2 separate regions of the Homo sapiens genome follow, and region 2 is linked to region 1. Evidence: read pairs that join two places in POLR2A ChIA-PET (ENCODE). Cell type or tissue: PC-9. All regions are shown on one strand. Region 1 overlaps VWF (von Willebrand factor). Region 2 overlaps CD4 (CD4 molecule).

Region 1 (5,000 bases):
AACTGGAGATGTAAACACACTGTAACCTCCTCTTGGGGCAGCCCACTGTTCAAACTACGTTCTAATAAGGCAAATGTTGCGCTGTAGCCAATCCAACTGTTTCTCTACCTCACTTCCAGTTTCTGTAAGTCACTTGTCTTTTTCTGTCCATAAATCTTCTTTGACCATGAGGCAGGCCAGAGTCTCTCTGAGCCTGTTCTGATTCGGGGGCTGCCTGGTTCATGCATCATTCTTTGCTCAAGTAAACCCTGTTAAATTTAATTTGTCTCAGGTTTTTCTTTTAACACTAGTGATGGGGTGCAAACCCTGAGTGCCTGAGTCCATTCCAAACCACAAATTACAGTTTTCCATCCTGCCCTCCCACTCCTGTTTCCTAGCAATCAGATTAGAAGACAGGGTCATACAGTGGCTGTAGCTCAGGTTTTAGAAGCATGGTTGGGCTAGAATCTCAACCCATCACTTTCTTTTTTTAGATGAAGTCTCGCTCTTGTTGCCCAGGCTGGAGTGCAATGGCGTGATCTCAGCTCAATGCAACCTCTGCCTCTCGCAACCCATCACTTTCAAAGCGTGTGACTTTAAGAAAATGATCTTGGCCAAGTGCAGTGGCTCACACCTGTAATCCCAGCACTCTTGTATTTTTAGTAGAGATGGGGTTTTGCCATGTTGGAAGGGTAGTCTCAAACTTCTGACCTCATGATCCACCCACCTCGGCCTCCCAAAGTACTGGGATTACAGGCGTGAGCCACCGCAACCGGCCTGATCCCAGCACTTTTGGAGGCCAAAGTGGGCAGATCACTTGAGTCCAGGAGTTTGAGACCAGCAATATGGCAAAACCTTATCTCTACAAAAATATCCAAAATTAGCCAGGCGTGGTGGCACGTGCCTGTAGTCTCAGCTACTAGAGAGGCTGAGGTGGGAGGATCACTTGAGCCTGGGAGGCAGAGGTTGCAGTGAGCCAAGATTGCACCACGGCACTCCAGCCTGGGCAAGAGAGCGAGACTCCGTCGCAAAAAACAAAAAAGAAAAGGAAAATTATCTTGCCTCTCTGCATCCTCATTTCCCTACCTGTGAAAGAGGGGAAAAGTGGAAGAGGTTGAAAGTTGTCCAGGAGCTATTCTCCCCTTCTTAGTCACAGAATCCTCAGTTTTCAATTTCCCACCCCCACGGGGCACAGAGCTGCTAGGAATAAGATTCCATTTCTCAGCCTCCCTTGCAGCTGGGGGCAGCCATATGACTAAGCAATACCCAGTAGGCTATAAGCAGAGGGGTCTTGTGCAACCTCCACCAAGTGTCCTCAAAATAAGGGACTGCTTCTTCCTTAGTCCCTTCTCTTTCTACTGCGGGAATGTAGTTGTGATGCCTGAAGCTTGAGCCGGCGTTTTGGTGCACAAGGTAGAAGCCCCCACTGGGGACAACAGAGAAATAAGACAGAGGGACCCTGGATCCCAACACCATGAGATCTTGCATGGCCCTGGACATCCTACCCCAAACTTCTTTACATGAGAGATAAATAAACTTAGATTGTATAAGTCCTGTCACTCACAGCTGAACCTACTCCTAACTGACACAGACAGCAGTACTTGGACCTACCCTAGATGGTTTCTGCAAAATGAAATCAAATGAGATGACACCAGGAAATCAAATGCTTATAACTATTCTCATTTGCCTGCAATCGGTACTGGCTCCTCAGTTCTCTGCTAAACCATTCTGGCAGGGATGCAAAACAAGGGCCAGCTAATTTGCACACTTCCAGCATCTCCCTGGCTCCAAGGCCCTGCATCAGCTACTCCTGTCTTCTTTCAACTCCTGTCGGCCGTGCCAGGAGCTGCGGGAGAGCAGCTGCCCCAGCCCATCCAGCCATGACCTCACCATGCCTGGGTTGGTGTGCAGGCCCAATTGTGGCCCATCTTAATCACATTTCCAGTTCATTAAAGAAGACCAGGCATCTTCCCTGGAGACATCAGGCGGGTGCAGGGGAGGAGGAGGGAAAGCAAGCACATCTCAGTGGCAGGCAGCAGGAGGAGAGAAAGCAGAGCCAGAGATCTGAAGCTTAGCTATTGTGTTTGCTCCCAAGCAGCTGACAAAGGAGAAGGGAGGGGGACATTCCTAGGACTGAGTGAACAAAGAAAGGAAAGTCTAATACATAGAGTGCAATATTGTTCCACAAGCCCTGATCTTTCTAGCTCTGGGATGGGTGCCCTGCAGCAGCCCCTGGTAGGTATGGAGGCGCCTGGAGTCTGAGCTGCTCCAAAGTAGTGGGTTCAAGAATTCACCCTGCAGCAGGGAATACTTTCTCATTGGTCAGCTGTAATGATGGGTGGGGGAGGGTAGCTGATTCTATTTATAACTTCTGGCCGGCCCAAGATTCCCACCCGCATTCCAAGATTCTGACTCACAAGGACCTGGTGAAACCTGTTGATAGATTTCCACCAAATGGATGGTTTCTGCAGAGCTTGACATTCCTCTCTCTAAGATAGCTGGGGTCCAGTGCTCATGAGAAGTAGGAGACTTGGCCATGGACCTCTCTAAGGGACCCTCCTCACCTTCTCCTTGGGGCTCCTGGAGGCATCTGAGCAGCTTCTAGGGATTAGGGCATGCTGGCTGGATGGACAAGGACGGGGCACCATTCCCTGGTTCCCAGTCTAGGGCCTACCAAGCTCTGGGGATGGAAAGCAGCCCTTTCTGAATCACTCACCCATCCTGCTCCCAGCAAGAAAAAAGCATCAGCTCTGTGACAGGAGCTAATTCCCCTAAGCTGCGCTATCACTTACCATTCACTTGGCGATTTGTCATTTACTAACCCCAGACAGTCTTTCATGGTTTAATTTCTCTTACGTGTCTTGTCCCTTAGTCTACGTTGTATCACGCAAGCCATATGAAACATCTCAGTGAATATGCACTTATGGGCACCATCAGATTCTTGTCCATTCTGTTGCTCACCAGGGAAAAGGAAAAGGGAAAGGAACCCACCTGAGAAATAGTTCGTTAAAGGATTTTGGGAACATTATGTTAGGGAGGCCTTTGAATTGAATGCTTGGGTGCTAGGTCCTTATCCAACTCTCCTCAAGGGCTTGTCAAATGAGCAACATAAAAAGCCAAGTTCCAATGAGAACACATGGACACAGGGAGGGGAACATCACACACCACGGCCTGTGGGCGGGGAGGGGGGGCGCGGGGGGCGGGGGCAAGGAGAGAGCGAGCATTAGGACAAACACCTAATGCATGTGGGGCTTAAAACCTAAATGATGGGTTGATAGGTGCAGCAAACTACCATGGCACATGTATGCCTATGTAACAAACCTGCACGTTCAGCACATGTATCCCAGAACTTAAAGTAAAATTTTAAAAAAAAATTTTTAAAGGCCAAGTTCAAGGGAAATCTGCAAAACCCCATGGTAGCCACTGACCTCTGCCATGAGGCTAGACCCCCAAGGGAACAGTGGCCAAGGTCACCACTGTTTCACCACAACCATTGGCTCCCTGCCCTTCTCCCATCCTGCACTCAGGTGAGCCAGTCTGCTGTAAAGAAAGGGTGCCTATCCATGGGGGGTTCCGTGGAGCTCTGTTTACCTCAGAGAGGGAAGACTGAGAGGCAGAGTAGGAAAGTAACTTACACGAGGACATGCAGAGAATTGGGCCAAACCAGGGACTGCCCCCTGGATTCTTGGACCTCACTAAAGCACTTGAAATAAGTCCTCATTCCTTAGCCTATCAATGACTCAAGAAAGAGAGACTTGAGAGAGCAGTTCTCATCAAAACGGGGAAAGACACGTGTGTACTTATTGCAAACCCCAGCTCTGAGCTTGGTGTCACTGGGGCATAGTGGGTGGGCACCCCAACTCTAAAACCAGGGCCATCATCTGACAACTAACTTCTCTGGGATCCTGCATTCCAAGGGTCCTTCCTTGAGATCTACTGACCTTCTCTGGGCCAGGCTCTCCCCTGACAACTGTACTCTATGAATCACAACTATGCTACCAAGCAAACAAATGTAACAAAATTCTTCCCAGTCTCCAAGAAAAGTCCATTCCAGACCAAAACTGCCAATTAAGTGAATGGAAGAGGCAAGGAGAAGAAGGAGGGAAGGCAGAAGTGGGCCTAGACAGTGAGACCCAAGTCCGCTGGGCTTACATTGCCTCCCTCCATGCCTGTGAATTTCCCTTTCAGAGTCACCATGAGCAGAAATAGCAGAAAGGGCTGGTAGGTCCTTTGCAAATAAAAGGCTTGAGCAATATTTAATGAGAACATGAAGAGTGAACTGCTTTGTCTCTAACGGAATGGGTATTTTCTGTGCCTCTTTGGGCTACTGAGGAGGCATGCTGTGATTATTCAAAGTCAACATGACTGTTTAAAATGTTAGCTCAAGCAGGACAGGTGATTTTCTGGGAGGAAGAGGAATCACAGGTGAACTGCATGCTGTTTCAGAGGAGGCGGAAAGAGTTCTACAAGATAATGGAGGACGCGAGAGAATGTGAAGACATGAATGGCCAAAGAAAATAAGGCTTGTGTTCACCTAATAAACACCAAATTCAGAGACCAGTGGAAAACAGGAAATCTGAGGCTATTCAGTGACTGACAGGACTGCAATTGATGTGAGCTCCTGAGCCAGACCAGGAGAAACCAGACCCAAAGCACCTGCTTCTCCAGTATTCAGGGACACGGAAGGACAGGGCTTTAGCTTCGAACGGGCATACAATGAAAGAAGGAATTTACCAGGGAGTAAAGGAGGGCTGCCTAGGGCTGAGGTCTGCAAGATGGCTGGGAAGCGCCCAGCAAGGGTGTCTCAAAGACTTAACTCTTTTTTTTTTTTTTTTTTTTTTGAGACAGAGTCTCACCCTGTCGCCCAGGCTGGAGTGCAGTGGTGCGATCTCGGCTCACTGCAAGCTTCGCCTCCCGGGTTCACGCCATTCTCCTGCTTCAGCCTCCCGAGTAGCTGGGACTACAGGCGCCCGCCACCACGCCCGGCTAATTTTTTTTTTTTTGTATTGTTAGTAGAGACG
Region 2 (5,000 bases), 730 kb after region 1:
GGGAGGTTGGGTCCAGGTTGTCTTGAGTAGGGAAGTTTTTTTAAAAAGTGTGAAACTGAAGGTGTGGGGTGGATTGGGTGCCTGCCGTGCTCTGAGGAAGCTTGGGGCAACTGTGTGCTGAGGCTGTGAGGTTGTCTGGAAGGGGCTCCTGGACAGTAAGAGCTGAGCAGTGGGGAAGAGGACTGTGTGGTCTGGAAGAGGAGAGAAAGGAGAGTGAGTGACTGAACTGGTATCCAGGCTCCCACACCAAGGCAGAAAGAGGGAGAGGACCTGGGCATCTCAGGGAGGCAGAGGCAGTACCAAGCAGGGTGAGAGGCTTTAGTCTTAGCCACCTTTGCCCCATTCCTCCAAATATACATTCTAAGTAAAAACAAAACAAAACAGAACTGTTTGCTATGTAAATTTAGCTTCTAAAGCCCTGTTCTACAGAGATTTTGGAGCTTCCACTGCACCCAGAAAATGCACAGCTAAAGAGAAAACTTCCCTTGGTGATGGTTATTAGATTTTACAAGAAGAGGCCAAAGGAGACACATACTTATGCCAGAAGAACTTTCCAGAGATAGCATTGCATAGCGAAATAGCCTGAATTATTTTTATTTTTTAAAACATTTTTTCTTTTCTTTTTTCTTTTCTTTTTCTTTTTTTTTTTTTTTTTTTGAGACAGAGTCTCACTCTGTCACCCAGGCTGGAGTGCAGTGGCGTGATCTTGGCTCACTGCAATCTCCACCTCCCGGGTTCAAGCCATTCTCCTCCCTCAGCCTCCCAAGTAGCTGGGATTACAGGCATGCGTCACTATGCTCTGGCTAATTTTTTTTTTCTTTTTTTTTTTGGTATTTTTAGTAGAGATGGGGTTTCACCATGTTGGCCAGGCTGGTCTTGAACTCCTGACCTCAAGTGATCCACCGCCTTGGCCTCCCAAAGTGCTGGGATTTCAGGCGTGAGCCACCGCACCCGGCCAAAAATTTCTTTTCTTTAAGATGAGGCCTCACTCTGTTGCCCAGGCTGGAGTGCAGTGTTACAATCATAGCTCACTGTAACTTTGAACTCCTGGGCTCAAGTGATCCTCCTGCTTCAGCCTCTCAAGTAGCTGGGATTACAGGCATGTGCCACCACACCCAGCTAATTTTTTTTAAAATAATTTTTTTTAGAGACGAGGGTCTCGATTGGCTGCCTAGGTTGGTCCCAGACTCCTGACGGGCTGCATTTTAATCCTAGCTCCACCACTTACGGGAGTCAAAATTCAAAAGATAGAAAAGGGCATATAGGCTGGGTGCAGTGGCTCACACCTGCAATCCCAGCAATTTGGGAGGCTGAGGTGGGCGGGTTGCTTGAGGTCAGGAGTTCGAGATCAGCCTGGGCAACATGGCAAAACTTGTATCTACTAAAAATACAAAAATTAGCCAGATGTGGTGGTGTACACCTGTAATCCCAGCTACTCCGAAGGCTGAGGCAAGAGAATCCCTTGAACTCAGGAGGCAGAGGTTACAATGAGCAGAGATCGAACACTCGACTCCATAAAAACAAACAAACAAAAAAAGAAAGCAGGCTGGGTGTGGTGGCTCACGCCTGTAACCCCAGCACTTCGGGAGGCCAAGGCGAGCGGATCACCTGAGGTTGGGCATTCGAGACCAGCCTGACCAACAAGGAGAAACCCTGTCTCTACTGAAAATACAAAATTAGCCGGGCTTGGTTGCGCATGCCTGTAATCTCAGCTACTCGGGAGGCAGAGGCAAGATAATTGCTTGAACCCGGGAGGCGGAGGTTGCGGTGAGCCAAGATCATGCCATTGCACTCCAACCTGGGCAACAATAGCGAAACTCCATCTCAAAAAAAAAAAAGCAAAGGGCATATAGTGAAAAGCTTTCTTCCTACACATGAGTATTCACTTCCTCTTCCTAGAGGCAACCAAGGTTATTTTTGTGTGTGTGTGTGTGTGTGTGTGTGTGTGTGTGTGTTTTGGGACAGTCTCACTCTCTCACCAAGGCTGGAATGCAGTGGTGCGATCTCACTGCAAACTCTGCCTCCCAGTCTCAAGCGATCTTGTGCCTCAGCCTCCCAGTTTTTTTTTCTTTTAAATGGGGTCTCATTCTGTCGCCCAGGGTGGAGTGCAGTGGCATGATCATAGCTCACTGCAGCCTCGACCTCCTGGGTCAGGTTATCCTCCCACCTCAGCCTCCGGCATAGCTGGGGCTACTGGCATGCACCACCACACTCAGTTAATTTTTTTTCTTTTTTGAGACAGAGTCTCACTCTGTCACCTAGACTGGAGTGCAGTGGTGCCATCTCATTTGTTTCACTGCAACCTTTGACTTCTGGGCTCAAGTGATTCTCCCACCTCAGCCTCCCAAGGCGGCTAATTAAAAAAAATTTTTTTTTTTTTTTTTTTAGAGATGGGGTTTCGCCATGTTGCCCAGGCTGATCTCGAACTCCTGGGCACAAACAATCTTTCCACCTCGATCTTTCAAAGAGCTGGGATGAGAGATTTCCACCATGCCTGGCCTCATTTTCTTTTTTAATTTTTTTTTAGACATTATAGCTCTTTTTAATGGCCTCATTTTCTTATGTTTAATTCGAGAATTATTCTTTTCATATACAAAGAATATATTTTCTCCACCTTTAAAAACAAATAGTAGACTGTTTAACATCTCGCTTTATTCAGTTAGTGATGTTTCTTAGATACGGGTCCAAATTAGTACACAAAGCACTTCCTCATTCCTCTCTTACGGCTGCATAGCAGTCCACTGAATGGGTGAGCTATGATCTATTTAACCTATTCTTTATTGATGGACATTTGGTTTTGTATATACATTTGTAATTCTGTATAGATTACAAATCACCATCCAAAGAAATTGTACTGGTTTATTCTCCTACAATGTGTGAGAGTTGGGTAATTACTTAATCTCAATATGTGAGAGTTTAGGCAGTTACCTAATCTCTCTGAGTCTCAGTTTCTCTATCTGCAAAATAAACAAAACAGTGTTGACAGTATCTATTTCTCGGAATTATTGTGGAGATTACTGAGATGATGCCTGTAAAGTATTTGGCATGTAGGAGTTGGTGCTCTCCAAATAAGGATATGATTTTATTTGTATTTGTGAGCTACTGTCCCAGCCAGGTAAATGGATATGATGAGACCTCCTTGCCAGACCGGGTTTCTCTGATTAGAACGAGGAGCAGATGTTGCAGGAAATTAGCAACTGATATCAGAAGAGCCGTGGGCATTCTCTTGCCAGAGGTGCCCTGTCTCCAGGGCGCCTCAGTCCCCCCCCATATGTCTTCTGCTCCCAGGTCCATCCAAGCTGAATGATCGCGCTGACTCAAGAAGAAGCCTTTGGGACCAAGGAAACTTTCCCCTGATCATCAAGAATCTTAAGATAGAAGACTCAGATACTTACATCTGTGAAGTGGAGGACCAGAAGGAGGAGGTGCAATTGCTAGTGTTCGGATGTGAGTGGGGCAGGTGGGGATGAGGATACCTCCTGCCTGGTTCCCTTCCCCACTACTCCCACCCCTGCACCAAATCCAGCCTGAGCTGGTGATACCGCAGCAGCCCCAAGAGGACCAGGCTGTCAAACTGGCCTCCAAATGTCTTAAAACCCTTCTTGATCAGGTGAGGGATGCTGGTGGGCGGAGGAGGGAAGAGGCCTTGGGAAAAGGAAAGAAAAGGGAAGGAGGCAAGGGAAGGAGGGAGAGAGACTGGGGAAGAGAGGATGAGGGGAGAGGAGGAAAGAAGAGAGAGAGGAGGGGAGAGGGAAACCCTATCTTGGCTGGGGGTGCGCAGCTGGGTGCTGGGAGGAAGGAGATGTTGGGACGGCGATAATGGAGAGATGTTGTTGGTTTCCTGTTGTCTGCCCTTCTCCTTGGGGATGGTATGTGTGTGACACAGCTGGCCTTTCCCTCCACAGTGACTGCCAACTCTGACACCCACCTGCTTCAGGGGCAGAGCCTGACCCTGACCTTGGAGAGCCCCCCTGGTAGTAGCCCCTCAGTGCAATGTAGGAGTCCAAGGGGTAAAAACATACAGGGGGGGAAGACCCTCTCCGTGTCTCAGCTGGAGCTCCAGGATAGTGGCACCTGGACATGCACTGTCTTGCAGAACCAGAAGAAGGTGGAGTTCAAAATAGACATCGTGGTGCTAGGTAAGGGAAGCCCCTCTTCGCGCAGTCTCCTCCCTGCCCCAGGGGCTGACAGCCCCTCCCTCTGCTCTGACTGCCCTGTTTCTGGTTCTGGTGCTGGGAGGTCAGGAGTGGAGAAGACTAGGTCCCCTAGAGCTGAGGCCTGTCTTGAAGGACTCACTGGGGCCCTCATCCTCAGGGGGCTGATTGGCAGCCACCCCTCAGTGTGGTGGACATGGAGAAAGGAAAGGCTGGGGAAGGTAAGGATGCTAGAGGCCCGAGTCTCCTTTGGAGGCCCCAAAGGAGGAATGTCAGGGAGCTTACTTTCTTTGTTGCCTCAGCTCCACACCCCTACCAAGTTGGCAAATCCACTTACTCAGGGACACTAACACCAGTAAGCCAACCCTGATGATGTTCTATGTTGTACCTCTGGACCTCTAAGCCAGGCCACTGTGGGGAGACCAAGGTCCTACCCCAGATCCTGTCCCCTGGGTGCTTATGTGACTTAAGGTAGACATAAGGTAGTGTGCCAGTTTAGTGCATGTACGCTGATTGAAATCCTGGTTCTGCCACAACCATGTGACCTTGGGTGAGTTACTAAACCTCTCTGCACCTTGGTTTCAGCCTCTGTGAAATGGGGATGATGTTAACTGCCATAGTGACTACCTCGTATTAAGTTGAGGACTGATATACGTAAGGCACTGAAAATGGTGCCTGGCACAGAGTAAGCCCTAGTTAAGTGTTCGCTGTTATTTTGTGAAGGGTGATGAATACGCCTCTAAGGAGTGGAGGCCAAATGGCTTCTGTGGTCCAGGAATCCTAAGGACAGCAAGGATCCCCTGTGGCTGGGCTGCTCTGTGATGGCTTCCGGGAGGAGGGAGGTGG

The links. ChIA-PET counts read pairs that join two places held together with the same protein. Peaks named below come from ENCODE experiments on the same cell type or tissue, not always from the same donor. Only the 100,000 strongest peaks of a DNase experiment are listed, where the experiment ranks them.
Region 2: POLR2A ChIA-PET joins it to region 1 with 7 read pairs; 1 of 35 experiments calls an interaction of 5 or more read pairs at or near these places.

What each region holds. Positions count from the first base shown.
Region 1 is chr12:6,082,557-6,087,556 of GRCh38, forward strand. All of the region lies in intron 6 of VWF (von Willebrand factor), which reads right to left. Among named protein-coding and RNA genes, the nearest start is that of VWF, 40 kb to the right of the region's middle. RefSeq lists enhancers at 286-1,032, 1,033-1,777. In PC-9, no CTCF peak of the experiment used is centred here; DNase peaks (open chromatin) are centred at 2,095 and 2,395; H3K27ac peaks cover 3,349 bases.
Region 2 is chr12:6,810,854-6,815,853 of GRCh38, forward strand. It overlaps CD4 (CD4 molecule), which reads left to right. Exons shown (of 10, transcript NM_000616.5): 4 at 3,289-3,447; 5 at 3,906-4,139. Among named protein-coding and RNA genes, the nearest start is that of GPR162, 8.5 kb to the right of the region's middle. In PC-9, no CTCF peak of the experiment used is centred here; a DNase peak (open chromatin) is centred at 2,718; H3K27me3 peaks cover 2,266 bases.